Linked DNA regions of Mus musculus: regions 1, 2 and 4 are each linked to region 3. The links are chromatin loops, found by intact Hi-C in ENCODE. Cell type or tissue: left cerebral cortex. All regions are shown on one strand. Each heading gives the region's core, and the rest is flanking DNA. Links, peaks and the distances in the headings are about the cores only.

Evidence for each region. Hi-C counts contacts between places; a loop is a spot of excess contacts. Peaks named below come from ENCODE experiments on the same cell type or tissue, not always from the same donor. Only the 100,000 strongest peaks of a DNase experiment are listed, where the experiment ranks them.
Region 1: it touches region 3 in a loop (5-fold over the local background); 10 of 42 quality-filtered maps call a loop at or near these places.
Region 2: a loop joins it to region 3, with 4 times the contacts of the local background. A loop is called at or near these places in 8 of 42 quality-filtered maps.
Region 4: a loop joins it to region 3, with 3 times the contacts of the local background. A loop is called at or near these places in 15 of 42 quality-filtered maps.

The regions. Positions count from the first base shown.
Region 1 is chr1:193,572,374-193,580,340 of GRCm38, reverse strand. No RefSeq gene overlaps it. Among named protein-coding and RNA genes, the nearest start is that of Mir205hg, 66 kb to the right of the region's middle. In left cerebral cortex, for the core only: a CTCF peak has its summit at 4,166 (motif pointing left); DNase peaks (open chromatin) are centred at 4,174 and 5,267; H3K27ac peaks cover 1,232 bases.
Region 2 is chr1:194,614,532-194,622,498 of GRCm38, reverse strand. It overlaps Plxna2 (plexin A2), which reads right to left and starts at 2,670. Exons shown (of 32, transcript NM_008882.2): 1 at 2,102-2,670. In left cerebral cortex, for the core only: CTCF peaks have their summits at 2,675 (motif pointing left), 3,363, 3,579 (motif pointing left) and 5,819 (motif pointing left); DNase peaks (open chromatin) are centred at 2,660, 3,354, 3,583, 4,821 and 2 more places; H3K4me3 peaks cover 2,424 bases; H3K27ac peaks cover 2,424 bases.
Region 3 is chr1:193,699,625-193,707,591 of GRCm38, reverse strand. Gm31870 (a long non-coding RNA gene) reads right to left here. Exons shown (of 4, transcript XR_001779912.1): 3 at 4,590-4,635. Among named protein-coding and RNA genes, the nearest start is that of Gm31870, 48 kb to the right of the region's middle. In left cerebral cortex, for the core only: a CTCF peak has its summit at 4,312 (motif pointing right); DNase peaks (open chromatin) are centred at 4,322 and 4,800; H3K4me3 peaks cover 263 bases.
Region 4 is chr1:194,218,313-194,226,279 of GRCm38, reverse strand. 4930503O07Rik (RIKEN cDNA 4930503O07 gene) reads left to right here and starts at 3,521. Exons shown (of 3, transcript NR_040477.1): 1 at 3,521-3,851. In left cerebral cortex, for the core only: a CTCF peak has its summit at 3,108 (motif pointing right); a DNase peak (open chromatin) is centred at 3,096.

The sequences.
Region 1 (7,967 bases), core at 1,709-6,708, 130 kb after region 3:
AGAAAGGGTGTGTAACCTGGGCCCTGCTCCATTGAGTGTGTTTTGAGGTGTGCTGCAGCTTCTCTGATCTCCCACTTGCTTAGGAAACTGGATACAGCAGCCACCATTCTGAAATATTTGGGGAAAGAGTAAAAATGAAAGCTCTATCTATAATGCTTGGTAAATGCTAAAGTACCCCAAACACGGGAAGATTATTATTGTATATAACATAATCCAGAGACGGAGGATAGAATGACTTACAGTAGCATGGTTGTATCACCACAAGTAGATTATTCAAAGCTTGGGAGTGAAGTCTAGCTGCTTCTAGAGACCATTAGCTTTATGGGTTTCAGAAAGGCCTCAACCTGAAAAAGAGACCTGTCCATCCTTGTTCCCAGAGAAAGATTTCAGTGCCACAGCTCCACTTCCGGTAGTTTGATGGCTAGAGAGCAGGTCACAGCCAGCCTCCTGCTGGGAAGGCCCCAGTCAGGATGAGGAGTGAATCACAATACTGAAGAGGGCTGAGATTGAGAACTAGAAGCGGAAACTGTTCTTTTGTGTCAGACTGTGCTAGCCTTGAGATTCCAGGGGTCCCCTCAAAGGCAAACTCAAGAACGTTAAGCTCCTGTTGCTAATTTCTGTAACAGATTAGTTACTTAAAGACTAATCTTTTTATCAATGTTGCAAAGCTGTGTCCTTTCATCAAGTGAGAGATTGCATCCATTTTTGCCTGCGTGCATGGGTGTGTGTGTGTGTGTGTGTGTGTGTGTGTGAGAGAGAGAGAGAGAGAGAGAGAGAGAGAGAGAGAGAGCATGCAAATAGACTATGTAGCCACAAACCCCTGGGATCTAGCTGATTCTATACCCACAATACTGGAAGAATAAGCAGTTATCACCATGCTTGTCTTCTTCATACGGGTTTGGTGTCTCAAACCCAGAGCCTCATATTTACAAAGCTGAGCCACATCCTCAGCCCTAGCACCAATCTTTAACAAGCTCATTCACTCAGGGTCTCTTTAGGGAAGACTCCATAAACCAGTTTGTTTGCTCTCTGTGACTATAACATGTGCCTGAGGCAGTCAGCAGGGAGGAGGGGGGGCAGAGACAGAGACACAGAGAGAGACAGACAAAGAGAGACAGAGAGAGAGAGACAAAAAAGAGAGAGAAAGGGACAGAGACAGACAGACAGACAGAGAGGAGAAAGAGACAATGGACAGAGAGAAGAGAAAGATTGAGAGAGAGAGATAAAGACAGAGACAGAAAAACAGAGAGAAGAGAGAGAGATAGAAAGAGAGACAGATTTACCCTAGAGGTTGCAGTCAATGATTTGTGCAAGCTCATTGCTTTTGGACCTCTACCAGGAAAGTCACATCACAACTGGGTCATTTGCCAAAGCTAAAAAACCTGGAAGCAAACCAGAGAAAAGGGAGGCATGCCCCCAAATAACATAGTACCCCACTTCTAAAGATTCTACTACCTTTTAATAGCTCCCAGATAGGAACATTCCAGATCCAAAGCACAGCACTCAGCATAGGCCCCACGGAGTACTCTATAGAGTCTTCTTACCGTGCTGTGGAGCCTGCCTCCTAAAGCAGCAGACTGACTAGACCACCATCTTATACTGGCACCTATTAGAGAGATTCCCTAATGTCAGAGCAAAGTGCTTGCCAGGTAGAACACAAATATACTAGCCCCACCCCTCCCTCAAATGAGAAGAAGGCAGGGTGTTGTTCCACATAACAAGTATATCTGCCCAACCTCAGTGACATGGGGGTATGACACTTATTGAAAGCTATAAAAATTCAGAGGATGGCAAGTTCACAAAGATATCTGGGCATGATTAAGGAAGCCCGGAGGAGACCAGTGAGAACTCACTTGGCCTCTTATGCTCCTTGATATTTTGAGTTGAGAGCAAATGGCCTGTGACCATCTTGATGTTTAAATGATTTTTTTCTTTTGTCCCTTGAACACTCCCACACCAGGCTCAGCAGCAGGAAGTTTCAGTGCCTGCAAGAGCATATTGGTCAGTGTAGCCTTGAATTTTGGACTTGAGCATAACTGTCAAAATGCAGCACTTCAGTCCTTCCCATTGTGTAGTCTTTTCTGCTCTTAACAGAAATGCTTCCATGCTGGTTCATTTTCATAGCATTTGTCCAAAGTTGGAGTAATTTCCATCCATAACTTATTAACCACAGCTCACACCTGAAGAATTGAGGTCCAGAAGACCTTACTAAAGACCACACAAGAGTCCTGAGCAGAGACAGGCATTGGACCCCAGGCTTCCCAGACATGCCCAGGCAAGAGATCCATCTGTCATGGTTCAAACTGGGAGGCCAGAATTAATGGCAGTTTGCCAGGTTTCCGTGGGCCTTTGGAAGAGAAGGTTTTACAACAGTACAGTATATCAAGCTAATTAGAGATGTCTGGAAGGGGCATCTCCATCAGAGGCTCCCTTTTGAGGTTCTAGAACATGTAAGGAGTTCTACACAGGCAGATAACCTGAGGTACAGAAATTAGAACTCCATGGGCATGCATGCGTCTCTTGCTCTAAACACAGACCTAGGCATAGTGAGCTGCTTTCAAGGGCCAAGTGTACCCAACACAAGTCTGTAATCCCAGAATTAGCAGGCTGAGGCAGAATGATGAGTTCCGGGCCAGCCTGGGCTACATAGAGTGTTCCAAACTAACTTGTACAACATAGCAATACCTTGTCTAAAAAACAAAGGAACTCTTTAAACACACAGCAAATTGGAATATAGAATTAGCCCTAATGCTGCTTCACTCTTAAATGTAACCAAGATTTAACTCCAACTGCATCCACCTGAGACTTGGTGCTAATGTCCAGGAGTGATGGATACATAGACAAGCAGCATTGCTGAGTATCTCCAAAGTGCTGGACATTTAACAGTCACTGTACTCCATAATATGGGGACACCTTTGCTCTCCCAATGAGGAGGAGGCCCCAGGAAGAACACCAAGAACATTCCACAAGCAGCACAAACCCATCTGACCAAAAGCTCACACTTTGTATAGCTTTATTCTAAGCTGAGAAAAGAGATTAGTCAAGATTTTAATTAGAATTTACCTCTGGCTATGCTTCTTTGCAATAGGGCTAACTGTGTGATGTGTGGAGCCCAGACACAGTGGAAAAGTGTTGTGTGCATTTTTCTGGGGAGATGTGAGCAAACATCTATTCACCCTCTGACAGGGTACTGACGATAGTCCCACTGAAGTCTGACCTAATGAACCAGTGTGTTCACTGAGGTAACTTTCAGGAGCACTTGGGCCAAAAGGCAGCTGTATCCCCCAAAGCCCACCTCAACAGATGTCCAACTTATAAAAGATACACCAATGGAGCCCCAAGTTCAACTTGGAGGTGGTTGCATTTATATAACTTTGAGATGGGACCCATGAATCTTGTTAAGTTTCAGGAGTTTTTTGAAACTTATGTGTTTCATTCATCTCCAGAACTTTAGGGAGGATATGTCAACTTTATATAAAATACAAGACCCCTTGTTCAAAGAACACTAAATGTTTTAAAACAGCAATAGCACAGAGCATTAAAATAAAGATGGAGAATCTTTTTTGTTGTTGCTGTTGTTCTGTTGTTGTTGTTGTTGTTGTTGTTGTTCTGTGACTCTGCTCTGCACTGACTGCATAGCTATGAAATTGATGTTATGCCACAAAATCCAAGGGAATGAAAACAACTGAGAAGCCAAGAGTCTTGAAGTAAGGAACCAGTCTGGAAATACAGACCTAATGGCAAACTCACATCATTTATAAGAACCTTACATCACACCATGAGCCTATTCCTTGTGCTAATACAGACAATAGAAACATGTTTGTGAATACACACACACACACACACACACACACAGCCTGGGGGAACTCAGAGATCAAGGCTGATAAAAATTACATAGCAAGGCTCTGGGGGCAATTGTAATCCTTTTTCTAATCTCAAGAAGATTCGAAATAGCATCCTGGTGACACGGCGAATGAGAGAACATCACCCCTATTGCAGCTGTCACTTGTATCTGCAATCGTGTGACTTACAGAGATTAGCCACGTCCCAGAATTACTGCTCCCATTTTGCATGGTTCTGTGCGTGCCCTTCTTAAGGGGAAATTGCTCAGTTTGAGCTTCGCCTCTTCTGGAAGCTTAGGAAGTTCCGTGCTGCCACCTAGTGTTTAGAATGCAGCTGCAGGCGCTAAGGGCTTGGTGGGCCACCCCTGCTCTGTGAGACTGGCACCATCCTTCCACATTTGCATAGCCCTGCGTGAAGCTTTCCCAGAACCCAGACCAGCTTGTGATGTCTGTGGGAAAGAAGGCTCGTTAGCATTTTCCTAAGAAGCACCACGTGGCAAACTCCTAGACTCTGGGCTCAGTGCCCTTTTGAAGGAAGGCAAAGCAGAATAAGCACGGAAGAAGAAAAAATCAATCAAAGGTTAGAGTCTGTTCCCTTTGGCCATCAGTGAGCCCCAAGTGTTAGTCCCCTAGGAACTTCCATATTCTTAATTTATTTTTGAAAAGTCACAGACAAGTCAGGGCCTTAGAACCAAGATTTCATTTTTAAATAACAAAATGAAACCTCCCAGTCAAGCAGGCTATCTAGAGCCTTGCTCTGAAAAGATTCTTGGTCTCCTACAGCCATTAGTCACAAGGATCTAACACTGATCCCTGTGCCCTTATCCCCTGGGTCCCTCCTGGAGATGAAAAGAGGAAGGTACAGCTAGTGAGTGTTAAGTGCACAGTAAACTCTAGTGCCCCTTGTACCACACACCTAGGCAGAGATACTACCAGAGAACCAAGTCCCTGCTTTTCCCACTGATATGCATGGGGTTGGGGACAGTAGTTCCATCCCTCCTACTAGAGAAAATCAGGATAGAGAAGTAGCTACATATGAGAAAAGAATAGCCAAGTCCATGCTGGGAGAAATCCCAGAGGGTGCTTAGACTGTCCCCTGCTCTCTGGCTTAAGAGGCAAATATGTTTGGTTGCCTTGCTAGTTGGAGACTAGTTCTTCTGTTCTGTACCTTGTAGTCAGGAAATCTGTTGATTTAGGATACAGAAGACACTACCCTGCCAACTGGACTTCCGTTATCCCCCATCTATGGTACTCCCCTTTAGCATTTGATTTTATTTTTTCTCTACTCTGGCCAGGACTCTATTTCTTCTATTGAGCATTTGCGACCATGTTTTACTCCAAGTCCCTGTGATTCCCTTTCAGACAGGGATTCTGGGATGGTGTGGCACAGACTTGGCAGTGCCTTTGTGAACAGCCCAGCTTCTCGCCAAGCTCTTTCTCCTTGCAAAGCTTTCACATTGGTTCCATGCTCCCGTCTGAACTTGCTGAGGCAGTTTACATTTTCTCAGTAGCACAGCATACCAAACAGAAAGGTTGTGGCTAAAGTCAGGGCGAGCGAGCGTGTAAGGCCATACTTGAGTAAGGACCCCACCTCTCTGCCACAGGTCAGCACTGGTATCTCCCAAAGCGATTATGGTTTAACTGGATTCCACAGGCTTGTGTGTCGAATGCTTAAATCCCAACTGCTGATGCTATCTGGGGAGGCTCTGGCAACTTTAGAAAGTAGGGATTCACTGGAGGAAGTAAGTCAATGGAGGTGTGCCTTCTAAACATTGTAGTTGGTCCCTTCCTCAGTCTGATTCCTGCTTGTGATGACATATCCAATCTCCTCTTCCACACACTCCTCTGCCTTGATGTTCAGCCTCACAAAAGGGCCCAGGAGCACACAGACAAATGACCACAGATGAGCTGAAACTTCTGAAACCCTGAGCCAAAAGAAATCTCCTGCCCCACTAGGTTGTTTCTGTGTGGTGTTTGGTCCTAGCAAAAATATAAGCAATGTGGCCACCTTGAGAGATTCCACAGGGACCTGCCAATACAATATATGAGAAAATGCAAACAAAGCCAGCCTATGTTCTCCCCCACAAAGCCTCCCACGACTCCTCACTTGGTAAAACAATTATCTAAGGAGAGTTGAATTCAAAAAACACTGGGACAATAGGACAACCCTTTCTTGCTCAGTCATGCCCTGAGGCCCTAAATATCTTCTCTGTAAACTAGCCAAGGGCATTATCAGAGCATGTGGAACTGGGATCCTGCTGAGACTGAAACAGGTACCCCCAGCACACCAAGGACCCCACTACCACTTCAGAGCAGGGTTTGTGGTAGCTCTACATATTGGTATGTGTCCAAATGCTGACACTGAAGAACTGGGCTTCAGTGAAGAGGGCCAGCTTTCCTTAAGCTCTACATACAGAAGGCAACAAAGATATCAGCCTTGAGTGCCCACAGCTGAGAAAAAGATGTTCCCAGAAGCTTCTAGAATCCTAGTCATGCCTTTGCCCATTCAAAGCATGTAGTAGCTATGGGCTAGCTAGCTGCTGAGTGGCAGGGACAGAGAGGTGAGCCAAGTAAATACAGATTCCTGGCTTTCCAGGGTTAAAAAGAGACTGTTCTAACAGCTAAAAGCATTCTGGGAGCAAAGTTCAAGCAGTTTAATTCTTCTTACAGAGCCTCGATCAGTCTACAAGTGGCCCAGAACATTCTACAACTTAATTGTGGTCTGAGGAGGCTTGTCCCTGAACTAGACCCTTCCCCATCTCTTTTCTGCCTTCTACCCAATAACCCCATTAAGGGCAATAGGCTTTGTTAAAATTATTGCTTGTTTGATTTTTAAGATAGGGCCTCACTGAGTAGTTAGCCAAACTCTGTTTTTCTGCCTCTGCTTTCCAGAGAATGCTTGTAAAAGGAACAGCACCACACCAGGCTCATGGACACTGCTTTTCAGTCTGAAAGTATGCTGATTCAGTTTGTCGGGATTGCTAACAACAACAACAAACAACAAAACTATCAAAAATGTAGTGTCACAGTTCCAAGGCCATGAGTTTCAACAGGCTGAGAATAAGGCAGGCCTGTGTTGCTTCCTGAGACTCCAAGAAAGACCTTCCTAGGCTGCATCTTCTTCCATTAGCAGTGTAGCCTCTTCAAGTCTCTAGGACTCTGCACTTCTTCCATGCAAAGACCAGGATAACCACACTACCTAGAAATCCCTAATTTGACCACATATGTGAAGTCCTTAAGTCATGTGGCCTCAAACATTCTCAGGATGAGGAAGTGGGATACTGACATTTTGGAGAAAGGATAGCAATCTATTCTATATCATTTTTTGTTCCTGCTTATTACAGAAAAATTGGGAAACACTAAAAAAAAAAATTAAATCATACAAGTTCTCGGTTTCCTCTTTAAATAGAAAACCTGCTAAGTATCCTCTGCTGCACTCTCCTGGCTTTGCAATAGAAGCTGCTGTTCCTCCTCACCCACACATACAGTTTGGCACCTTGGCATTTAAAGACTATGCTGTTGATCTACCCTGTTATCCTGTTATAGCTGATGACTCCATAGCCTCTTTCTAACACAACACCAATACTCTACTGATACTTTGTCTCGTCCACATTTGTATATTTGCCTGATATTTCTTAAGACTGGTCTCAGATTTACAGTAATCCTCTTGCTTCGGCTTCCAAGTACTGGGATTACAGGCCTTCACTACCACGCCTAGTTTTCTGATTAGGGTTATGAATCCATCTTGGCTGTTATTTCTTAGTGACATTTACTCAGACAGAAGGATCATCCCACATGGGGTTGATAGCAGGCTTTAATAGCAACAACTTTGTGTGGCTGTGACCAGAGCCTTGGCAGCCATCGATAATCGGAGTTGTGAGTCAGACCTTAATTCACTGGGTTTTTAAGTACATGGAGTAGCCTTCAGAACAAGGTCTCTGCTTCTTCCTGTTCTGCTGAGATGCCAGGAATCACCTCCTGTTGTCCTGGTAAAAATTTTTAATTAAGTTGCCCCTGTGCTTTGGAGCTGAGATTTTAGGTGATAGAGCCCAGTCCCAGGGAGGTCTTAGCCTACAGGTTCTGCAGTAGTGGATCTGGGAGCGAGGGTCAGGAGAGTAGAAGGAA
Region 2 (7,967 bases), core at 1,145-6,144, 910 kb before region 3:
CTTGGGATGGCATAGTCTTGAGTGATAGTCATATGTTATTATTGTCTGTTCTTCCTTTAGTCTTAGGCCAAAAGGTCAGCTGTTCTTCACCCCTGCCTGGATCCAGTCTGTGAGGGTCCTTGTCCCTATGCCCTGACAACAATGAAAATGGAACAGCTGAGAGACCCCCTTGCCTTTTTTTCCCTTGGAGGGAAAACTATCCAACTCGTTGGCACCTCAGAGCTTGCTGCTCTTCAGCAGAGTGTCCTCTATAGATGGGTCAAAAGCCATATTCTCTTGTTTTTCAAGACTATTTACCCCCATCCCAGTGCAAATTTTCTGAGGACAGTATGGGGACAGAGATCAGTCAGAGCCCCCTTTATCAACAGATTTTTTGGACAAGATTAACTGTGAAAAAGAGAAGACAGGTTCTTTAGGTAACACTAGCGAGTGGTAGTAGAGGCAAGTTGTGGGATGGGTGGGGGCTTAGCACCAAGAGGAGGTGATGTCAGGTAGAAGACAAACAAAAAAGCAACCTCCTGGGGTACGGGGCAAGATTCCACTCTGTTTCCTTGGTTCCCTGCCCTCTCTCAATTTTCCACCCCTAGGCCACCCAGCAGAGATCACAGGTAATTACTTCCAATGATGCTCTGTGGGGAGAAGAGAAGTTAATGAATTCTTCTATCTTCCTGCCTGGAGGTCAGCGGATGGAGGGCTGCTTGCAACTGTAGGAGTTTTCCAGGGTGATTACACAGAAAGTTGTGCATTTCAATTAGGAACAGCTGAATTCCTCCAGCCAGGGTTAAGCTCCTCTAGGAGCACGGGTTCTTACTGGAAAGCCCCAACATTCATAGTCAGCCCAGAGCGAAGAATGAAGTTTCAAGATCTGGAAAGAGACTGAGTATGACAGGCCTGCTATTGTGTGGAATTGCAGAGAGCTGAACCTGACTCCAGGTCTGTTGAAAGCAGCCATCTCAGTATTGTCTGTGTTCTAGCCCAGATACTCAACTGTACAGACCTGGTCCACTGCAAGGATGGCTGTGTCTCAAAATGTCTAATCCCCCACAGATGGCCTTCAGAGACATCTGGTAGCCTCACTCCCCAAAGCCATCCACCTCTGTCTGTTGTGCATATGAGTGGCTAGAGAGTTAATCTGTCTGTGATCTTGGATCTTCACTGAACATTCTTGCCCTCAACAACTACTCTCCTTTCCAGATGGTAGGGACTGACCTGTTCTCCCAAGTTGCACCCCCTCCCTCCCCCCAGCTTTTTCTCCCTCTTATCTCTACTTGAGCTATTTGAAGAGATAGCCCTTCCTAGGGCAAGGGTCATGTTAAACAGGTGGGCATTTTTGAGGGCCCTAGGAATGACATTTTCAGCTTTTGACATACAGCTCAAGATGAACATTTACGAAGACTACCTATGAGTAAAAGAAACTGGAATTTTCTAAGATCCTATCACTTCGTGAGGTAGGGCAAAAAAGAGTACATGGAGGGAAATGAGCTTTAAGGAGCCTCTTGGACTCTGGACAAACTCCCACTTCAACCAGCACCACTGTTGCTCAAACCAAGGGGGCTGGCCCCAGCTGGGCACTATGCCATGGGGGATGGGGACAGGAACACTTAACTACAGTGCTTCCAAACCGTTCTCACAGATTCCCGGAACGCACGCAAAGGATGCCTTCTCCTTCCCGGTGATTCCCAGTCTACTGAACCACTGGAACAGCCAGCGGCCACCCGGGACTACACTGCCTGGTGAACGCCCCCCAACCGGCCTCCGGCCATAGTCGCTCCAGGCTATCTTGCTAGTGCCACGGAGGCCCTCTCTGGGCTCCAACCCTGGGACGACCTCGTCGCTCAGGCGCTCCCCAGAGCTGCAGACAGCCGGCAGGTGCGCGCTATAAGCGCGCCACGGAGCGCCGGAACCACCAGAGCCGCTGGAGTCTATGGCCCGGAAGCCTGGACAGGAGACTGCAGCTGCGAAAGTGGCGGATCACGCGCGTATACTCGCCGCCACAACCAAGCCGGGGCCGGGGCCGGGACCCCAAGGGGACCTGAGGAGGCTGCGCCGGAGGAACCGCCGCGGGAGCGCGCTCGGGGAAAGGGCGGAGGGCGCTGCTTACCCAGCTCGGCAGTGTCTGTCTGTCCCTGCGTCCCCTCTTCGTCCGCTCAACTGGCGGTTGCCCAGGGCAGCGTGCGCCCAGTCCTGCCTGACGGGAGTCACACTGGCAGCCAGTTCCACATGTAACCCAGGATCATTAAAATCCTCGGCCCGCGCCGGCCGCTTGCCTGTATTCCTGGGGTGGCCCCCGAATGGTTCCTCGCGTCTTCGTCCCAGTCGCTTGTGCGCAGGGACCCGGTTGTGAAGGGGCGTGGGGTCCCGCAGGGTCCCTCCGGGGCGGCTCAAAGCCGGGTGTCTTCAGTTTTCTCCAGCACGACTTTCCGGGCTGCTCTGACATCAGCGATCCCGCGCTTCCTTCCCTTCTGCTCCTGGCTTGCTCGGCCCTATTTCCTCCAGGAACCGCTGCCAGCTCTGTCTGCGACCGGGCCCATAAGCTCCCCGCGGCTCCACGGCTCACGGGTCCACCAGATCTGATCGCTCGTCTTCAGCTGAAGGATCCCAGCAGCTGCTCCAGCCGCCCCCACTCGGCTCTGCGCGGACAGTGCTGCGCGCAGCGCGGCTCAGCTCAGCTCCGGTGGCGGCGCCCTCAGCCGGCCTCCTATATTACCGCTCAGCTCATTATCATAGAGGCCGCGTTAACCCCCTCCCCGCCCACGCGCCCCGCCCGCGCAGACCGAATACCCTAGCTGGTCCACCCAAGAACCCGGCAGAGCTACGGCTCTGCAGGCGTTCTGCTCGCTCAGTTTGGACCACCAGACACTGTCAGTAGTCAAGGGCCCAGAAAGGTTGTACCAGGGTCTAGGGACTCATGTCTTGGGGCCTGGTAAGCCAGCTGGCTAGGCTTCGGGAGGGGATCAGAGTGATGAGAGCACCCCATCCCCTCGCGTGGCGTCACCTGTCACCAAGCAAAGCCTCCCCTCCTTTCTCTTCACCTGTGAGCTAGGGGTGAGTGTGGAGGGACATATATTACTGATGGGCTTGAGATGGGGTGTCGGATTTCGGAACAGCAAATTTCTCTACCCTACAAATTCTAGAAAGCCAACGAGCTGTCAAAAGAGGTTTGAAGTTGTTGATAATTATTTCTACATTTTAAAGAGGAGTCTGGCTTTGCATCTCCGGTTTCCTGTTCCATTGGAAAAGGAGGTAGGGGCTGACTCGGGTGGGTGCTGTGGAAACCATAGTACCAGGAGCGTTTGCATTATCCAGACCCGCGAGCCCGCCTCGTACTGGAGGCAGAGGGTAATGGCTAGAAGATTAAGACAACTTTAATATCCCCAGAAAAGAGGATTTTTCAGTCCTGGTTGCTTCCGCGCTCACGGGTCTTGATTCCTTGGTTCGTAGTCTGTGAATCTGCAACTGCGGCTACGGCTTTCCCGCGAGGGCCTGTGCAAGCTATACCCCTGCAAGGTCTCAGGGTCTTCGAATTCCCCGATGGAGATTGAACACACCGAGTTTACTCAACACATCAAAGTGTCTGACAAATGTCCCCTACTGCCCTCTTGTGGCCATACTCTTCACCGGTATAAAAAGAAAGAGGGATGTGGGATGCTTCTGAAAGCATATAAAAACAGTTGACTGAATTCTCAGTAGGAGAGAGAGAGAGAGAGAGAGAGAGAGAGAGAGAGAGAGAGAGAGAGGAAGAAGAAGAAGAAGAAGAAGAAAGAGGAGGAGGAGGAGAAGAGAAGAGAAGAGAAGAGAAGAGAAGAGAAGAGAAGAGAAGAGAAGAGAAGAGAAGAGAAGAGAAGATCACTTTCATCAACTATATTAGAGACACGGGATTTTGGGATGTAGAGTTGGCTGTTTGGTAGTTTGGTTGGTTTGGTTTTCTTCACTATGTATCTCTGGCTGTCCTGGAACTCCTTACTACAAACCATAGTGGCTAAGACCTCACAAAAATGTGCTTGCCTCTGCCTCCCAAGTGCTAGACTCAAAAATATATGCCACCACACTGGATACCTGGTCCAATTAGCTATTCTTAAAAACAAAACATGGTTACCTCATTTAAAAACTCTTAAATTAATCAATTCATTAATTGCCTAAAATTTGTTTCCGGTAAGTTTCACTAGCTGTTGCCAATTTTGTCCTTTGGAGCCACAAAGAATCTGAATTCTGTGATGCACACCTATCTTGTCCTTTGAATTTATGTAACATTTATTTTTGATAAAATGCCCAGTGATTCTCACATTTATTCTTCCTCTATTATTGTTTATGTCTGCATGTGAGTGTGTCTTCCCTCTTTACACAAATGATCGTTATTCTTTATTTCTGAGTACGCTGGATTGAAGGCACAATTTGTTAAGGAAGATAAAGGGAAGGTGCTATCAGATTCTGTTACACTTTTGCCATGTTTTTAATGAGAGGAACAACAGTCTAGCCAGCTTCCCCTGAGACCATCCTTAGTAGAGCAAGGTAAGTGATAAAGCTCTCTGTTGAATATAGGGCCTTTAATTCTAAATCAAGTGCTGTATGACTATGTGTGTGTTGTGTCTTATCTCTTGCCTCTTCTCAGTGCCTCAATTTAATCTCATTTTTGAGATGATTACAATACAATTTAAATAATTTCAGTTACACATCCCCACCCCTGTGATCTAGAAATAAACCCTTAAATGAAGAATGGGGGGTACATTAAATGAAAGTGACTCCTCCACATATACCCATCCTGTTCTTTTCTCCCCACACTTGCCCTGCCTGTCATGAATAAAGGAAGAGAGAGGGAGAGTGTGGGAGAAAGAACACCTACAGACAGATCACACTGCAGGCTGGGTGACATGATGCCACCCTACTCCCACATTGCCACTGAGCATCATCTGAAAATGGAGCCAGTTAAGGATGTGACTTCAGAAGCCTAATCTATGAGGTACCTGGAAGCAGCACCCTTGTCTTTCCTAGGTGACCCCAACTTTCCCATTTCTAAGATGAGATTCTAACTTGAAATCTCCAGGAACCTGGTAGGTTAAAACCAGATGTGGAGGTATTTGAAGAATTGATAGTATCCTTAAAATGGAAAGCTGTTGATATGAATCTTATTAGTTGTTGTGTGACAAAACTTTTCATAGGTAGATGCAACACACATCTACTCACTCCAGCTAGGGATCTCTTGACAATCCAAAGCACAGACACTACCAAAGTCCAACTTGGTGAACCAATGAGTTTTGTTGGGGTTGCTGACAGAAGTATGAGAGAGAGGTGACCTACAGGCAGAAATTACTCAAAGCAGCTGCATCACCAAGGTCTGCTCCAGCACAGATGCCAGCTGGGAAAGCCTGGAACACAGTGCACAGCCTGCAGCAGCCCAGCAGGTTGGAAGTGTCCTTTCCAATCACTCTGGCCTAAACCTCTTCAGCACTCAGCTGGTTTGACTCTTTGCAGCTCAGTTTCCTCCCATCTGAAGCAGGCTCTCTCGGCTTTTATTGCTTACTCTGGCAGACAGACACCTAGTGGATCTAGTCAGTTTCAGGGACTTCCTGAAGCTATTTTGAGTTATTTACCTTCCTGCATAAGGAGGGTCCTACAGGATGGAATGTTTTTGTTTGGGAGAAGACTGTTACACAACATTAGATAAGCACATAGTTACACTTTAAGAATTAAGATAATTGTGAGCTGGAGAGATGGTTCAGTGGTTAAGAGCACTGACTATTCTTCCAAATGTCCTGAGTTTAATTCCCAGCAACCACATGGTGGCTCACAACCATCTGTAAAGGGATCTGATGCCCTCTTCTGGTGTATATGGAAACAGCTACAGTGTACTCATATAAATAAAATAAATCTCAAAAAAAAAAAAAAGTTAAGATAATCAATAGAACCCATGCATGGCACTGCTCTGGTGGCCAAGAACATGAGACAGGATAGGCCATGATGGGCCTAGATGAAAACCAAACACTATTGTTCTGCTCAAGGAGCATAGTAACAAAATTATTTCTACTGACATTCTGTTATACCAAAGCACGTATTAACTCACAGAGACTGGTAGCATGCATAGGGCCTGCACATGTTCAGTCCAGATGGGGTCCCTGTCCTAAGAAGGGGAAGTAGACAGAAACTTCCACACCCAACAAAGAAGCTATCTCCAATTATCATTCACTTGCAAATTAGAGCTGTTGGTATTCTAATGCTAATTGTGTCCCCCCAAACTGCTTGCATGAGAGGGTCTGCAGTACCTTCTGCAACAAATGCTCCCAATTAATTCTGATTGGTAAATAAAAATGAAAGCAGCCAATAGCTGGTGAGAAGAGAAAGAGGTGGGGTTTTGTGCTTGGGACCTTGAGGAGGAGGAGGAGGAGGAGGAGGAGGAGGAGGAGGAGGAGGAGGAGAAGGAGGGAAGAGAGCAGAGCTGCCTTGTAAAGAGACCAAGAGAATGCAGCCCAGAGGGTTGCTCAATTGGGTCTAGAGCCAAGATAGAACATAGAAATTAGTAAGTAGTAACTCAGAATTATCAGTGGGAGGTAGATTTAGCAACATGGAGGCTAGGCGGTGGCCAGCTATTGTGCTGCTTAAGGCATATTAAAATATAATGACTGTGTTTGTGTTTTTCATTCGGGAACATAAACCATTGAGGCGGGTAGTAATCCCACACCGGGATTTATTAAAAATATTATTACTACTGCAAAGGAAAAATTTGTTTTCTCCAGTGAAGCCTCATTGGGTATATTAACCATATTTAAGGGTAGTTCCCATGTCCAGCAGGAGATGGCCAACACAAAAGGACCTCAATAGTATTTTTGTAAATGTGTCTCATTTTGCTTTGTTTTTGTTCTTTTGTTTTTGTTGTTGTTGTCTTTTAAAGTTTTTTGTTTGTCTTACTGACCTTTTGCTTGTATAACATGGCTTCTGGTTTCTTAATGGGTTTTGTTTGTTGTGTGCCTTATTTTTTTGTTTTGTTTTAATTTTTTTCTTTTTGCCCTTTTTTGTTTTCTAAAGAGAGAGAAAGAAAGGATATGAAGTTGGGTGGGTAGGGAGTTGTAAAGAATTTGGTGGGAGTTGCAGAAGGGGAAACTGTGATCAGAATATAATATATGTAAAATTCAATAAAAAAGAATTAAGATCATCACTGTTGGCTCCTGAGTTTTACAGGTGACAGTAATGTCCATAGCCTCAAGCCTTTAAAGGTGCTGAGCTAACCTATCTAGACCATCATTCATTTGACCACAAAGTAATAAGAGCAACTTTATTATATTTCTTCCTTCAGTAGAACTGTATATAGTACATAATTATCTCTTTAGAACACTTACAATTTTAGTTGATACATAATAATTGTACATATTTATAGGGTGTAATGTGACATTTCACTATATGTAACATGTCATGATCAGATTAGAGTAATTAACATATTGTCACCTCAAACAGTTATTATTTATTTTGCAACACATAATAAATTATTGTTAACTGTAGTAGCCGTACCATGCTATAGACTCTCCTATCCAGCTATAACTGTGACTTAGCCAACTCCTCCATCACCCTCTAGGTTCTGGCAGCCACTTTAGGACTTTCTACTTCTGTGAGGCCTTTGCACACGTTTTTCTGTGCCTGACTTCACTCAGTTGACATAAAATGCTCTGAGTACATGGACTGCCACAAATGGGAGGCTTCCATTCTTAAGTGGCTGAGTGGCATTCTATTTTTCTGTATAAATAGCCAACAGACTCCATACCCCCATGCTCTGCTGGCTTTCTGGGGATTCAAGTTCTCTTTATCTATCTGGCCCCTGGTATTTCCTTCTCATCCTGCCCAGTTGATGTGAAATCTTAGCCCTTGGGGGACTTGCCAAGCTTGGGGGGGAGTGGGAGGTGCTCACGAGTGACATCTATAGTCCAACACACTTTTAGGCAAGTGACAAGTATTTAATAAATACCCATCAAATAAAGGTTTTT
Region 3 (7,967 bases), core at 1,223-6,222:
AGGAGCATCTTGGCTTGATGTTCTACAAAACATGGCTATCTGTGTTCTGTACTCCTCAGGAGATGGACGGGTGGCCTGTGAACAACAGTCTGGCCCATAACCCCGTGCTGGTGTTCCTTTCTTACCCACGGCTCCAGGCAATGCCAGCCATATTCCCTTGTCTCTCACCTATGTCCTTGATTACTCTTCCTTCCTCCTGGGTACCACTGAGATGCTGCTAGGCAGCATGGAAGCAGAAGCAGAGTGTTCCATAGTGTGTGTGTGTGTTTGTGTGTGTGTGTGTGTGTGTGTGTGTGTGTGTGTGTGTGTAGGTGTGAGTTTTGGTTTCAGTTTTGATTTTGCTTTGCCTTTTCTTTCATGATTTTAATACAGCCAATGAAAGGGGGCCAGTAAAGCCCTCTCTCTTACAATTGAGCAATTGAGTGAAGTGGTTTTAAAGTTCTCTAAAGTGCTGATCGTCAGTGATTGGTGAGAGGCAAAGTCCGTGAGTAGAGTGAGAAGAGACAGCTGGGATTGGGGTGGGAGCACAGAGGAAAAGAGAATGGGCCATGAAGGATAGAAGGAGGAGGACAGAGGGGAGACTACAAAAGGGGAGGACAGAGCAGGGGAGCAGAGGGAACAAGGAGTTGACAGAGGGAGAGGACAAAGAGGGAGGCAGAGAAGGACAGAGAGGTTAGGCTGGGAAAAGACAGATAGGGGAGGACAGAGAGGGAGGACAGAAGGGGAGGACAGAGAAGTTAGACTGGGAGAAGACAGATGGGGAGGACAGAAGGGGGAGGATGGGGGAGCAGGGGAGAGGACAGAAGTAAGGACAAAGAGGGATGCAGAGAGGTTAGGCTGGGAAAAGAGAAATAGGGGATGACAGAGGGGGAGGACAGAGGGAGAGTACAGGGGAGTACATAGGGGGAGAACAGAGGGGGAGGGACAGAGAAAGAGGATAGATGAGGGAAAAAAGACATGTAGAGGAGGCTGTATTGTTTACATCACTATTTTCTCACCCTGCCACCCCCAGATACTCCATTTTCCCAAGGATCAAAAGATCACAATAATCTCTGTGATCTGACAGAGTCATATGAGAATTTGAACTCTACCTGGAGGTAGTAAATGCTAGTTCTTACCAGGGTCTTTGGATTTGCTAATACACAGCTGGAATGTCTGAGTTTATGAGCTGAAGTTCTTTAAAGCTGCCGCATCTGCAGACATGCTGTCTACTGTCAAAGCTGTGTGACACTGGAGAGATGGAGTCGCCTTGGGCTGTCCTCAGTCTCCTTCACAGCCACTACGAGCCTCTGTATCTGCCCATCTCTTTGATGACTAGGTAGACACTTGGAATGTAGGACTTAGCAGACCTCTATCTTTCACCAAGCCTAGAGACAACAAGAAGCCTAGAGAAGAGACTGCCCAGCTGTCACCGGCCTGCCTGGCACCCTCACCATGAGCTTGTAAACCTTGTAACTTCAGGCTTCTTCTGGTTCTGTGATTATATAAAGTTTGTGCAATCTCTCCCACCACAAAGCAAGCCATTTGGAAATCAGGACCCCGTGTTCTTGGTCCATCATCACAATCAATGTGTTTGGTTCAGAATAAACTGTCTCTTACTCCCATTGGAGCAAGAGCTATGCTTTGTCAGGACAGCTTAGGAGGATTTTAAATATTTAAACAAATCCATACTTGCATCAGGCTGTTTTGGTTGTTTCCAATGGTATGTTCCTTTTGCTCATAATATGTATGATATAAATCAACAGGGTGTTTTGGTTTGGTTTGGTTTGGTTTGGTTTGGTTTCCCAAGCCAATCAGCTTTTTAATTATCTGGACACTAGCTACTAACCCATTGCAACCTAGAGATCAATTCCAAAGAGTTAGTGTACATGCCATTGTATAGGGAATGAGCGCCACTTCAGATCTGCCCTGTGGCTTTGTATCCTTCCCACTTGGGATACCACAAGCAGCTCCGTGGAGTGCCCATACCTCTAACTAATCAGATATGAAGGGGGAGATGCTTACAACCACTCTGTGATTTCTCCGAGTTATAGCATAGCTATAAAGTTTGTAATTACAAAGCACTCTATAACAAAGGGCAGTGTAAATGGTGCAATGAAGAGCACCCTACAGTGAATTCCAGACAAGCACCAAGAGCCCAGCTGAGTCATCCACCTATCAAATGGACAACAGTTCAGTAGCCTAGTCAGGCTGACCGTGTCTGAGGTTTCCATGGAGATCTGGTTAAATGCCCAGAGACCAGCCCTGGCCTTTAAGTACAGGTACTGAGGTGAGACACAGTGTCAGATGAAGGCCAAAGGCTGGTGATCTCTGGCCTTGTACCTCTCTCTTACTGTTCTGGGGGTCAGAAGCTGATGGCCTCTGGAGATTTAACTCTTTCTTGCTATTCTGTGGCTAAAAGCTGCTTACTTCTGGTAATTTGACTCAAGCTGATAGCAGCAGGGGGATTAGAAAAAAGGCTTAGTTTCTCTGTAGCTCAAGGGCCCCAGGGCCAGAAGAGAGGCTTGAAGTTCATTAACTCATTGTGAGCCAGAGAGAAAAGAAGAGGAAGAAAGGGAGGATTCAGCACACACATAGACACACACACACACACACACACACACACACATACACACGGGTCAGGCCCAACACCTGTCTCAACAATTCCACAAATGTTCATGCATACTTACATACATACACATATAACTACACAGATATGTATGTAAATACAGACATATACATTTGGTGGATAGGGCTGAGTTCCGAATGCCACACTTTATTTATTTTCAGCCTTCGTATACCTTTTTAGACAAAAGTTCCTTATAAACTTACCTTATAGATGAAATGTTACACAAAAGGGGAGTTACAGAAAGATGTGGATAGTAAGCTCAAAGCAGTGTTTCATTCTATAAGCTCATTATAAGTTCAAAGCAACAGTTTCACATGACCTTGCTTTTTCATAGTGCACACCTGTAGCCTCATCCTTGGACCTGACCTAGAATGAATGATTTTTCCTTGATCACAAATCTGTCCCAAGACTATTATTTCCCCTTTTAGTGTAATTGTGAAAGCTCATTATATTCCTTATTATGCAGCCTTTACTTTCTATTCTGTGAGGAGGGGGCACATTCTAATCTTGATTCTAACTTTTTATTTTTCTGAGACAGGGTTTCTCTGTATAGCCCTGGCTGTCCTGGAACTCACTTTGTAGACCAGACTGGCCTTGACCTCAGAAATCCGCCTGCCTCTGCCTCCCGAATGCTGGGATTTAAAGGCATGTGCCACCAGGCCTGGCTTGATTCTAACTTTTATTAAGTCTCTTTGGCAAAACAACTAAAATCATCTCCTTAAACTCTTTTCTTAAAATTATTTGAATCAAATCAGGAATGTTATAAAGTCATTAGTTAATCTAAAATGCACTAATTCGTGAAAGTTCATCTTCATGTTGATCTGAAGGAAATTTGCCTAATATGGTGGGCTGATGCCCAGGAATCATTAGGCTATGTAATAGTGACAGGAAAGGCACATCAGCAGCAAGAAGCAATCCTGGGACAAAGTCTCTAAGAATCCTGCGTTCTCAGAGCTCACCCATTGTAGCCATGCAAAACAGTGAGCTATCTCCAGAAAATGTACTTGCTTACCATAGCCTTTCTAAGATGTCACCTGACAGGTACGCACAGCCCACTGGATCATGGGAGGATGAGGCTGGAGGTTCCATACCTGCACCATCATAAGCTGTCCAGGTAGCCCCCAGTAGCCAAGTTTTTCAAAGGTTCCTCTGTGCCTGAACCAGGCACAAGCACCAAACACTCCTTCCTAGGTCACAAGTAATCATTAAAACATTTCTCAGAAGCCAACATTGAGTATCAAGCAGAGAAGAGAGGGAGAGTAATAGGCCACAGCTAAGTTTATGGGGGACTGAGGCCTGGGAGAGACCAGCAGGGTGGCCCTCTCCAAGGAGCTCCAGTCTGGGGAGACAAGAACAGCAAAGAGTCAGGATGTTTGTAGCCTAGGCATCTTTCTCTCTCCTCCACTCTCTGGTGTTTAGTAATCAGGGCCAGAAAGGAAGCAGGGAGAACAATCTAGCATTCTGATTACAACTATCAAATCACTACCCAGGTTGTCTCTGTTATTCTTAAAGTCAGTGTGGCCCACTGAGCCCATGATTTTCACGGGAGCACTGCCAGTGTGGGTTGAGATAGGGCCTGAGATCAGGTCAATGGCCTGGCAAGGGTGTATTAACCAACTCTTGCCCACTTGTTACCTGGGACTCAAGGCCAATCACCCTAATCTCCATTTACTGACACTTAAGGGACTTGCATATTTGCTCTCCTGCCACTAGGTGGCGCACACTGCGACCGGGAATTCAAAATAAGATATTAACCATGGTAGTAAACAGTCCCCTGTCTCTGTGCGTTCATTCTGATAATAAAATCAGTAAATCTCCAGTTCATTCCCTATTTCAATCCCAGCTTGCGCCGTGTGCAAGCACACGGCTGAAATGCCTGCCTTTCGGAGGATTCATAATGGCTTTGCTAATCATGCAAGCCCAGTGTCTCCAGCATGTTGGGAGGGGGCTTTTTTGCATGCATGATCGGACTTGAACTCACCGAGCCATGCACGCAGAGTCTTGTCCTAACGGCCCCCTTGCATCCCCTGTAAATGAAAACAGCGCACATGAGCCTCTGAGACAGGGCAGTATTTTAAGGTACTCAACAAGCGACAGGCATGCCCCCAGTTCAGGCTCCTTGGGACCTGACGCTGTGACAGCTGAAAGGCCAAGGCTGTTGGGCTTGAATCACAGGCACAGCTTTGCTGTGATTGGCACACCCTGTGGGAGTCTAGACTGTTCATACTAAAAAGAATCAGACTATCTGGCTCTTTGTGCAAAACCAGCACATCCCAAGTCACCCTCCAGGAAGAGGAGTGTGTGAGGATGTGAGTGAGGACTGGGCTAGTAATTTGGTGGGTTGAGGCTGGCGAGATGAACTGAAAACCCACTTGTCTGAGATTATTTTCATTTGCCTCCTGGTGTTAGAACTCAGGCTGAAAAGAGCTGGTTCCTTTTAATAGTAAAGGATTTTCACCCAGCATGGATGGAGTTCAGTGCCTGTCTTCCGTAGGCAGGTAATGATATACTGCAGAATTCATTGTTTTCTGATGAGAACTCCAAAATACACACATTTCTATTTCGTGAAATCAGCGTTAAGGCCCACCATGCGTTAGCTCAGAGAGGAAGTGTCCATCAGCACACTGATGTTGGGACTACTTCTCAGCTAACAAGTGGGGCTGGGGTGATCCATTGTGTGACAGTAATTAAACAGATCAGGTGAAAGTTATGACTCTTACATTCAAAACCCTGCTATTTGTGTTACTTACACTTAACTGTAGAGCTGGGAAGGAAATTAATTTTGTATAATTTTCGAAGACAATTCTAAGTGTCAGTGGAGATTTTCTGAAACTGTGAATGCCCCCCCCCCCAAAAACCCCTGAAATGAACTTTAGTCCAGTTCCCTGTGTCTGGCACTAAGGTGAGCCTGTTCTGTCTGTCTCCCTGGAACCATATGTCCTGAACCTCCCAGTGCTAGCCTCAGGTGCTTCCGGCAGCATGACCTACTACCTCAGAACACAAGGTGCCTAGTGAGTGCAAATTCTGCAAGGAAGCTCGCAGAGCAGACAGCAAAATCTCCACAGCCTCATTTCATCTGTGCCCCAAGCAGACTTCAGAAAGCAATAAAGACTGAATGTCTAAGGACTTAAAAGAAATACGCTGTTATCATCATCAATTTATGAAACTCCCACAAGGAAGCAGACATGTACAGAACACACAAACTGTACCCGTGGCCTGGAACAAAATGCTGAAACTGGATATTGCTTTTCTCAAGCCTTTTCTCTCCTCTCCCTCTTTAATTCTTTTTCCTCTTTCTCTTTTGCCATGGAGTTAAAGGGTCTTCCTGGCCATAAGCACTGGGAGGGGACTCTGAATGTAACAGTTCATGAGATGCTGAAGTGTGAGCCAGTGCCAAAAACCAGGAAAGGGTATGGGCTGCAGGAGAAAGGAAGAAAGGGGAGTAGGGGCTGATGTGGGGGGTGCACATGTTGGAATGCAGGGCAAGGTTAAAGGGGAAAGACACTATCCTTGTCCTATTCAACCCTGTGGTCAACACATCCTTTTGTCTGTCACCTTATCACCGACCTGTCCTCTGGGAGCCAGTGGCCACAAGGACAATTTCAGGATATACTTCCCTGTTCTGGGTAGGGCAGAGTCCTGAGTCTACAACTTTGCACAGACCTCAGATCTGTCCTTGACGTGTGTCTGGAGTTGAGGACACAAAGGTGACGGCAGGTGCATGTTCTAAGAGGACTGAGCACAGGCTACGGGTACAAACGCATACGCCCTGACCACGGATGACAGTTTCACAGATGGAGATCTCACACGAGTCTGAAGAAGGCAAAGTAGCTTTGCAGAATACAGGGCAGACAGAACATGTTCAGATGCAGTGTGCATCAGAAACTGAGCTGCTGATGGTGCTGACCAGTTGTGATGCATAGTGGAAGGGGGGGCTGGGGAGGCTAGGCAGGGGTGTCCTGCTGTTCACTGTTTCCTATCTTAACCAGCCTTGCCTCTGGATCTCATGTCATTGTGACCTGTGGGACCTTGGGCTGAAGGGGTAAGGGCTTCAGGGCACTAATTCTAAAAGCAGGAAAGCCTCTCGGGAAACTGAAGGTGAGAGTTACAGCAAGGGTGAAAACAGCCAGAAGCCAGGACCTGTCCAGTGTCAGTGACTCGGGAGCCACGGCACTGACTCTTCCACTTTAGACGCAGTTTTCATCTTCTTTCCCTCTCTCTGTCCCTCCCTCCCTCCCCTCTCCCTCTTCCTTATTTCCCCATCATACCCCAGCATGTATGTTAAAGACTTTCTCCTCTGGTTTTCTCATCTATAATCTGAGAAACATGGTTGTCAAAACAATATGACTATGCAGGAACCCAATTTCAGAGACAAAATGCCTGCTGGGAATTCTTGGATGAACAGAGGTTTCATGCTGTGTCCACTCTGGAACATTCTACTGAGGCCATGGGGTTGGACAATACTGGAATCTTCTCGGATCAGATTTGTTAGAGGGATGTTTTTAACATGGCTACTTCCCTGCAGCCTGCACATAAATGGCCAGCACCCATCAGGCACCATATGGTAGAGAGTAGGCAGTCCTGTGCATGGCTCCTCCTCCCTGGCCCCAATTCATGATGGTAGGGAGATGTTTACAGCTCTGAGGACACAAGAACATGTTGTAATGCCATGTGGTCCTTAGAGAAAGGCAAGCGTCTGCATGGTATTCATCAGAGCATCTAATAACTTCAATGTCAGAAAGTGTTTTCTGGTGTCTGACCCGCTATAGTCTAAACTCCCTTTAGAGAACATGAAGTATTCTTGTGATCACAGATCCAAAGACAGCTACTAACTGTTCCTAAAATGCATCCCCTTTAATCAAGCTCTGAAGAAAAGACAGCTTTGTAGCAACTACTCTGGTGGTTCTAAAGAGTCTGAAACCAAGTTTATGTGAATAGGAGTTTGATACTCAGAATCCAGGAAGATAAGTAAGAAGAGAGCAAACCCATATTGGCATCAGAGCTCAGGGACAGTGAGCTGACTGCTTCTGAACTCTCAGCCCTGGGCACAGCAGCAGCAGATCACACATCCTCCCTGCTCTAGTCCCACTGTGCTAGATAGAGGGCTTGGGCTGGCCTGAGCCTCCAGCTGCCCTTATTTCTTTAGGTTGAAAATAGAATCCACAGTAGAACTGCTATCCACAGACCTGCCTGCCTTCCATTAGGGCTGTGAGGGGCTGTGGGAGAATAGCCATATTACAACACCCTGCTCCTCCCACTCAGTTACTTTACACTGGTTGGTGAATTAGTGTCTGACCCATGATGGTTCCAGAACTATAGCGCCTAGAAATGGGACCCTAGAGCTCACTCAGTGCCTTGG
Region 4 (7,967 bases), core at 993-5,992, 520 kb before region 3:
CAGAACAGACAACATAGTTTAAAGCTGAGCAGAGACTATATTCTTTTGTTGTTGGTGGTGGTGGCAGTGTTTTATTAATAATTAATTAATTTTACATCCCAACTGCAGTTTCTCCCCCCTCTTTTTCTCCCATTCCTTCCTCTTTTCACCTTGCCTCCCATCCCCCATTCTACTCTTCCTCCTCCTTTGACTTCATTATTCTTACAACTCCAGACTTCAGAGAGATTTTTCTCTGGACCATTGCTGCCCAGCTCATAGGATCTCTATGTCTCATTTGCATAAAGGCACACAGCCAAAGACACAGCATACCCCCCCTCCTGTAAGTGGGGGCTTGTGGTCGTCTCATCATGCCCTCATTATTCCTTTTATCTTGTGAGGAAACTGGAATAAAAGGCCTTAAGCAAGGTTAATAATCTAGTGAGTAGTGAAGAATGAATTTGTGCACAGGTTCATATTAGATTTATTTTCTTCCCACAACACCAAGCTGGCAGCATTGGAAATAAAGTCGATATGTTGGCATGAATATTTGGCAGAGAACATCAGGAAAGGCATTATGGACAGGGTGGGCCAGATGTTTGATTTAAAGCTGAAGAGAAGTGCTTTGTGATATGGGGAGAAAGATAAACACATTTGTCTCTGTAAAAATAGTAAGTTCAGACGCCAGCATGCTTGGGGGGGGGGGGGTCTTGCAAGTTTTATAAGATGTATTGAAGAACAGCTTTTGGGAACTATCATGAAAGTCCCCCAAGCACAAAAATATTTACCCAGAATGTCTGGTTCATAACCAACCCTTTAACAAGGTTTGTGAATGAACATGAGATCTTGCTGCCCATGTTCATAGAGGCATACATGCTTCTACAACTTGCACACATGAGTGTGGGGTCTCCAGATCTGGGGTCTAGCACCAACACAGTGCTATCATCTTGGCTGGCTCTGAACACATCTTCTCAACGTGCTGTGTGAAGACTGACAGGGGAAGGAGCTCCCTGGTTCCTCTGAGTGTCGAAGATCAAGAGGAGGGAGACCAGCATAAGATGAAAATCTTCTGGCTTTTCATTTCCCTCAAGAACAGACTGGGGAACAGTGTGTTCCCCCACAGTGGAGGTTACCAGACTTCCTAAATTCTGAGTAGAAAAGGGGGTATCTTTGTGAACTGAAACAGACTGCAATTCATTCATGAGGAAAGAACTCAACATATTGCCTGATAGGGATCTGGGGTAGGAATGAGCCCAGAAATGCTTCTCTGTTGTCTTCCTTGGGTAAAGAGCAGGCTGAGGCATAGGCATGAGCTTGAGAAGATGCAGCACATGTGACCTGTTCGGCTCATCCCTCAGTGCAGCACCAGGAGCAGTCTAGTCCCCTCTTTCTCTGACCCCCTCCCAATTCTTAGAGGCAGTACCACAGAGCTTACATCCTGCTTGATTTCCTATCTAGGACTCATCTGGCACCAGAGGCAGCCTATATTGGAGGAAGGGAAATCTCTTTCCAACCTCCATGTATAAAAGCTCTGAATATGATTTCAGAGAACTCAGTAGAGAGGATGTCTGTGTAGAAAGACTCCTATTCCTGTCTGTCTTCAATCAAAGAAACCAATTTTTACAGCCCCCCTAAATATGGATATAGCTTTTTCCTTTATAAATACATATTTTTTATTTATCAAGCAAATATCTGAAAAAAAAACATCCCCAATTGCTATTGCAGCCTACAAGTCCAGGCCTCCAATGGCAATATCTCCCTTTCTAAACTCAATCCCACAGGATTGCAACTCAGCCTAAGATTACCCTGGGATGATACAGGTTGCTGAGAGCACTGTCCTCCAGCATCTACCTGAGAGGATGAAATGAAGTAGATGATAGGTAGATTGGAGTATGTTTCATGATTGTGGGGGTAGGGGGGAGGTGGCTCAGTCACTAAACACTTAGACCTTACCCTGACTGTGCAGGCCTATAATCCTAGGGCTGGGTTGGCAAAGACAAGGACATTCCTGATACTTGCTAGGCAACCAGGCTAGCCAAATCAATGAGCTCCAGATTCTGTGAAAAAACCATTCCTCAAAATACAAGGTGAACAGCCCCTGAGCTTTAAAGACACAGGGCGTTGACCTTGGCCTCCACACATATGCATAGACATGTGGATCACACACCCTCCCCATGGACACACACAAACATGCTTAAATGTATGCTCACAAGAGTAGGTCAGAGGATTTCAGACACAGAGCTTTCAACCTCTGTGAGAAACTAGAGTCTCTAATGGTTGCTGAGTAAGTAAATAGTGGATCCCCCCCTCCCCTACTTTCAAACACTCTTTTCATTCAGCTGTCTGATGGCCCTATTGGCTAATTCATTTCCTTCCCCAAAGACTGCTGAATATTTAAAGCAGGAACTTTAGATGTGCCCAGTGACTTCACATCGCCGTTATATCTGGCTTAATTTCTTCTTACAAGTCCTGTTCTGATACCCTCTCCTCTCCTGTATTCCCAGGTGCCTCATCAACCCAGCTGCTGGACTCAGCCCCTCCTCTCCATAGTTGGCTCATGGCAATTCTTTCTGAGACCTTCACACAGACCCTTTGATTTGTCCATTGACAGAGAATTTTGGAGATAAATTTTCAGGTAGAATAAACTTGCTCATAACTCAAAGCTATTTATGTAAATTCAGCTCCAAACACTGGCCTGATTTTCCAGCAAAAACTCAGATGTAGGATGGACTAGATACGTCTCTTTTAAGTCTCTAAATGCCCACATATTTTCCTGAGGTCAGCAAATGGTTGACTTGAAGGGGAGATATTGTGATTTGTGCTCAAGAAACTTAAGTTATGAGTGATCATAGCTTCATCTTTAAAACGGAAATAATGATTACATCAACTTTCATGGGGCTGGTGTGAGAATTAAAATGTGGTACTATTTGTAACTGTTTTTTTACAACACTATAAGCATAAGACATATTGTTCGTGCTGGTTGGAGGCAGATGTCTTGACAGGAAATCTCTGGAGGTCGCTCTCAGTGTAAACATCCCATGATTCTCTGCCTCAGACAGGGAGATGAACTGCTGCAGCTGCTGCCCTTAGCAACGGGCCAGCTGAGCGGCAGGCTGCACTTCACAATGGCGGCCGCTAGATGGCACGTCCCTTGAAAAACTTCTGCTGCCACAGAACATCTGGATTCTTACAGAGGAAGCTTCTCAAAGGGCATGTAGTTAATGTGGAAGAAACCTGGAGTCCCATCTCCACGGCGACAGAAGCCCTATTCAAGGATCAGAAGTACTCTGAAATACACATAAAAACGAGGGACACCACCCTTTCTTGCTTATTGGTACATTGACATTTTCTTCGTTCCGCTGTAGGGCTCAGAGATGCACTGGTACCCCATGAGGCATCTGGAAAAAGGCAACTAACTTGTTTATCTGAATTCCTCAAAAGGAGAGCAGCGTGATGAAAAATGAATGCCACCAATTATTACACAACAATGTAAGTGTCTAATTCCTCAGCCAGTAACCTCTCTTTAGCACTCCAGCAGTGCTTCAGCCGGCCATGTAAGGAGCTACCCTCAGTCTACCCTCAGGGAGATTCCCATATCAACTATGGCATCTTGGGCAGTCACATCCTGTATGCTCATAGGATCTGCATCACAGAGGTACATGGAGTCATCAGATACACAGGATGAGAACTACCTGTGAGGGCTTTTGTTAGGACCTTCCAGTCAGTCCATTTATTTGTTCTATTTCACTTGATCTTCAGTTGCACTTCCTGCACTCTCAAGTGCAGGAACCCTAAGGTGGCATTTTTCGCAGAGAGAACAACTGTGATAAAAGTCCATCTGTGACCTAAGAGAAGCACCGAGAACAGCAAGGAGGGTATGCTGTGCCTAACATATGCATGTGTCTTATATCTAAGAGTCCTGTCATCCTAGAAAGCCTTTGGACCTGATCTGTTAGAATTTCTAGGTGGAAGCCAAGTCTGTTCAACCTATTTCCTTCTCTAACTTAAGGTTCCCTATTTGGTTTTAACTCAGTAAATATAACTGCCACTTTTCTAACATTGATTAGTGGGAGGAAATGATCTAGATAAACTCCTGGAAAACTTGTGTTTAGTATGTCATACTTTTAAGATTTAGCTATGTAAATGTGTATGCTGGATATAGATGTATATGCATATGTATATGACGTATATGTATATGTATATGATGTATATGCATATGATGTATATGTGTATGTGTATGTGTATATGTATATGATGTATATGTATATGCATATGTATATGATGTATATGTATGTTGTATATATGTATGTGATGTATATATATATATGCATATGTTTATGATGTATATGTATATGTGTAGACACATACATACATGTGCTCATGGAGACAGTCACTGCACGTCTGTGGCCAGAATTACAGGCAGTATGAGCTGCCAAATGTGGGTCCTGGGAAATTAACACAGACTCTTTGCAAAAGGAGCAAGAACTCTGAGTCATCTCTCCAGTCCTATCTAGTATTCTATTAAAAATAATGATAATAATGAACAATACCTCTTAATTAGCAAGAGGAAAGTGAAATAAGAATAGATTTTCCATTTTCTTTGTTAAGTTTTTCAGAAACTGAAAATATGTGGGGTGGCAATATGAACAGCACTGGACAAAGATTTGTTTAATGAGCTTGGTTCTAACCATAAGCTTTGTATTAAAGAGGTCTTGGAAAGAGTTACTATCATTTTCATCCAAGTCAGAAATAAGAAATAGAAACTAAGAAAATAGATGTAACTTACCATATTCTCTGAACAGCAGTGAACAGTGCCTGTTTCTAAAACTTTCCTAAAGCCAGACTCTCTGGAAACATTGTGTAATTTCTTTTGGGAACTCACAAGTGGGACTATATACGTTTTGTGACCTTTTATAAATTATTACTTTTCTTAAAAACAACAACAAAAAAGGCAGGTAAAAAAGTCTCCTCAAGTCCTGTCTCAAACCAAGAGTTGAGAAGACCAAAGCTTCTTGTGCAACTATCGAGAAGTTCCCTATAAGGACTTGACCTCTAAGACTGGACGCTAGGTGGGAAAGAGATTATTACAGCCTCAGGGGGTTCCTGTGCTAGGGTTATGTCTGCATTAGTGTTTTATCTATGACTGACAGAGGAGAGAGAAATATGGAGACACACATAAGGAAAGTTACTTAGAGAAGAGTAAGGTTGGAAGTGGCTATAAATGGAGTCTAGAGTGGGATCATTTTCCCTCTACTAGGCTTGTGTTTGCTTTACAGACTTTCAGGGAACACAAATTTGGGTTATCTACTCTTCTCAGTGATGGGGACCCTGCTCACGATCTAGAGCTAGGTGTGAATGACCACCATTGCTGTCAAGCAAACTTGTACCTGTCCCTTTGTTCTTTCTCACCAAGATGGACGAGAGTCCTCTGAGGGACTTAAGAGAATTTCCCAGGTGTCAAAATGCAAAATCTGAGTTGAGTTCACCTCTTTTAACTATTTCAAATATATGAAAATAATTCCCATAATTCACATGCATTCTATTTTTATTTTTCCCTTTTTATTCTAGCCCTTTGTAGAATTAACCCTATAAAACCCAAAAATGCACAAATGGGTTTAAAAATTCTAAGATCCTCTGATTAGCTTGTACATACGGGAATAATTGTTGTTCATGGCTGGATTTCTTCAGAAAGCTGAAAGCTTGGTTTGAACAGAGACCTAATAGGAGCTGGATTTGAATGTGTCTGTTTTACAAATGAGAAGGCAAGGTTTCTGATCGTGTAAGTAATGGCCCCAGTGTAGGATCTCATGTTACCTCATCCAGAAGAGAAACCCCACAAATTTGCCTGGGTTGATGAAGGTGCAAAGAGAAGGAAGAGATTTCTGGGGAAGGAGGCAGCAGCGACTCTGTATATTCAATTTTAGGTAGCCACAGCTTTACCTAGAGATTTTTACAGTAGGTGGCTTGGATTCACCTGTTTCACTGCCCAGGGGATTTCTCTTTTATCCAGAACTGCAAAATCCCATGAGAGTCTGTAGACATACACTGTCTTTATAGCCACTTGAAGAAAATATTTTCACAACCTCCAGGGTGAAGGTTGTTTTCACTTCTCTCAACTTATAACATTTGACACTAATCTTAAAAGCTCACTCAATATATAGTCACCCTCCTACATCTGACCAACAGTGACACCATATCTTCTCTCAGATCAAATCCCACTCTTCAGCGCTGGCAAAGGGATGAGAAGATGCTAGCAGATACTGTTGAGTGACTTTCTGCCATGTGTCTGTCACTATGCTTTACATTAACATGCTCTTTTTAATTCACCCCCAAACTTGGGGCTCTGTGAGAATTAGGAGTGGTGCTGGATAATTGTGTATGGTTTCCTTCTCCTCACCACTGTAAGATCACCACTGTTTGGCTAGCTTGAGTGAAGCAAGCACAGGACTGACAAAACATCCCACTTCTTGATTCAGATTGGACAAGAAGCAGGAAGTCTGTCTTAGCTAGGTTACCTAGGTATGTGTATACCTCAATAATCCCAGTTGAGGCAGGATCACAAGTTTGAGATCAATGTGAGCTACATAGTGAATTTTTTCTCAACCTAACTCTCCCAAAACACAAACAAAACAAAAACACTCAACCTAAACACTTACAAATATAGCATCTCTCTTTAAGCCTCTGAGATTTGGGTGTCATTTGTTACTGTGGCCAAAGCTAGCCTAGACCCAGTGCACCATGGTCATCTACCCATACATCTTGGCTATCTACCCATGTGCCTTGGGCCTTACAATTGACTTCTCTGCCCTCAATCACTAATTCTTCTTGAACTGCATATCCACATGCTTACTGAACTTTTGAAGGACAGCATGGTGGTTTGAATGAGAGTGACCCCCATAGGCTCATGTGTTTGAATACTTGGTCTCCAGCTAGTAGAACTATTTGGGAACAATTAAGGGTGTGGCTTGATGGAGTAGGTGTGACCTTACTGGAGTAGGTGTGTCAGCTTTGAGGTTTCAAAAGCTCATGCCAGGCTTAGTTTCTTTCACTTCACCCTTTCTCTCCCTGCAACTTTTGGAACAGATGTGAGCTCTCAGCTACTTCTCTAGCCTCTATCCATGTTTCCTACCATGATCATGGACTTACCTTCTGAAATTGTACATAACCCCCCCAATTAAATGTCTTCCTTTATAAGTTACCGTGGGTCATGGTCTTTCCTCACGGCAATAGAACAGTAAATAAGACAGAAGACAGTCTTGACCACTTAACCATGTATCCTGGTTAGGATCAGATCTTACTATCCTGCCACATACCGGGATTGATTTTGGATTCCACCATCCTACCACGTACCCCAGTTGTTTTCTGATTCTACCATCCAACCACAACCCCAGGTGATATTCTGATTTTCCAGGGCATCTATGTGCTCCCCCCAACAATTTCTCAGCATTGATATTTACAGAAAAATAATAAAAATAATACACATTGGTGCCTGTATCGACCCCCAGCTACCACTGACATTTAGGAGTAAATGATGGATTGCCTTTTTTTCGAGGCTGGCTGAACTGACCTACGTGGCCTGTACATAATTTACTTTTGATTAAAGGAGTGCTTCAACATCTAGATTCTGTTTGGGAGTAGGAGGCAGGATCAATAACGTGTATGACACAAGCTTTCAGACAATGGACTGTGAGTGAGAAGTCTCTGTAGTCCATTCACCAGGGGAGATGTGGGAGGGCAGAGGGAGGAAGGCCTGAAGCTTCTAAGTTGGACCTTGGATCTGATGTACCTCAAGAAGCTCTGCTTTCTGCAGATTTGGGGCTGTGGTGTTGGGGAAGACAGAACTGCAGAGGGCTTGAATTGCTCCCCAACACATGTGGAGTGAGAAGCAGCTGAGTGCCAGCAGCCTCCCAGGAAGAGCGGGCTTCAAGAATGGAACTCTCTCTTCCCCCATTTTGCCTTTTGTTGCCCACTCTGCTAGAATAATAACTTAT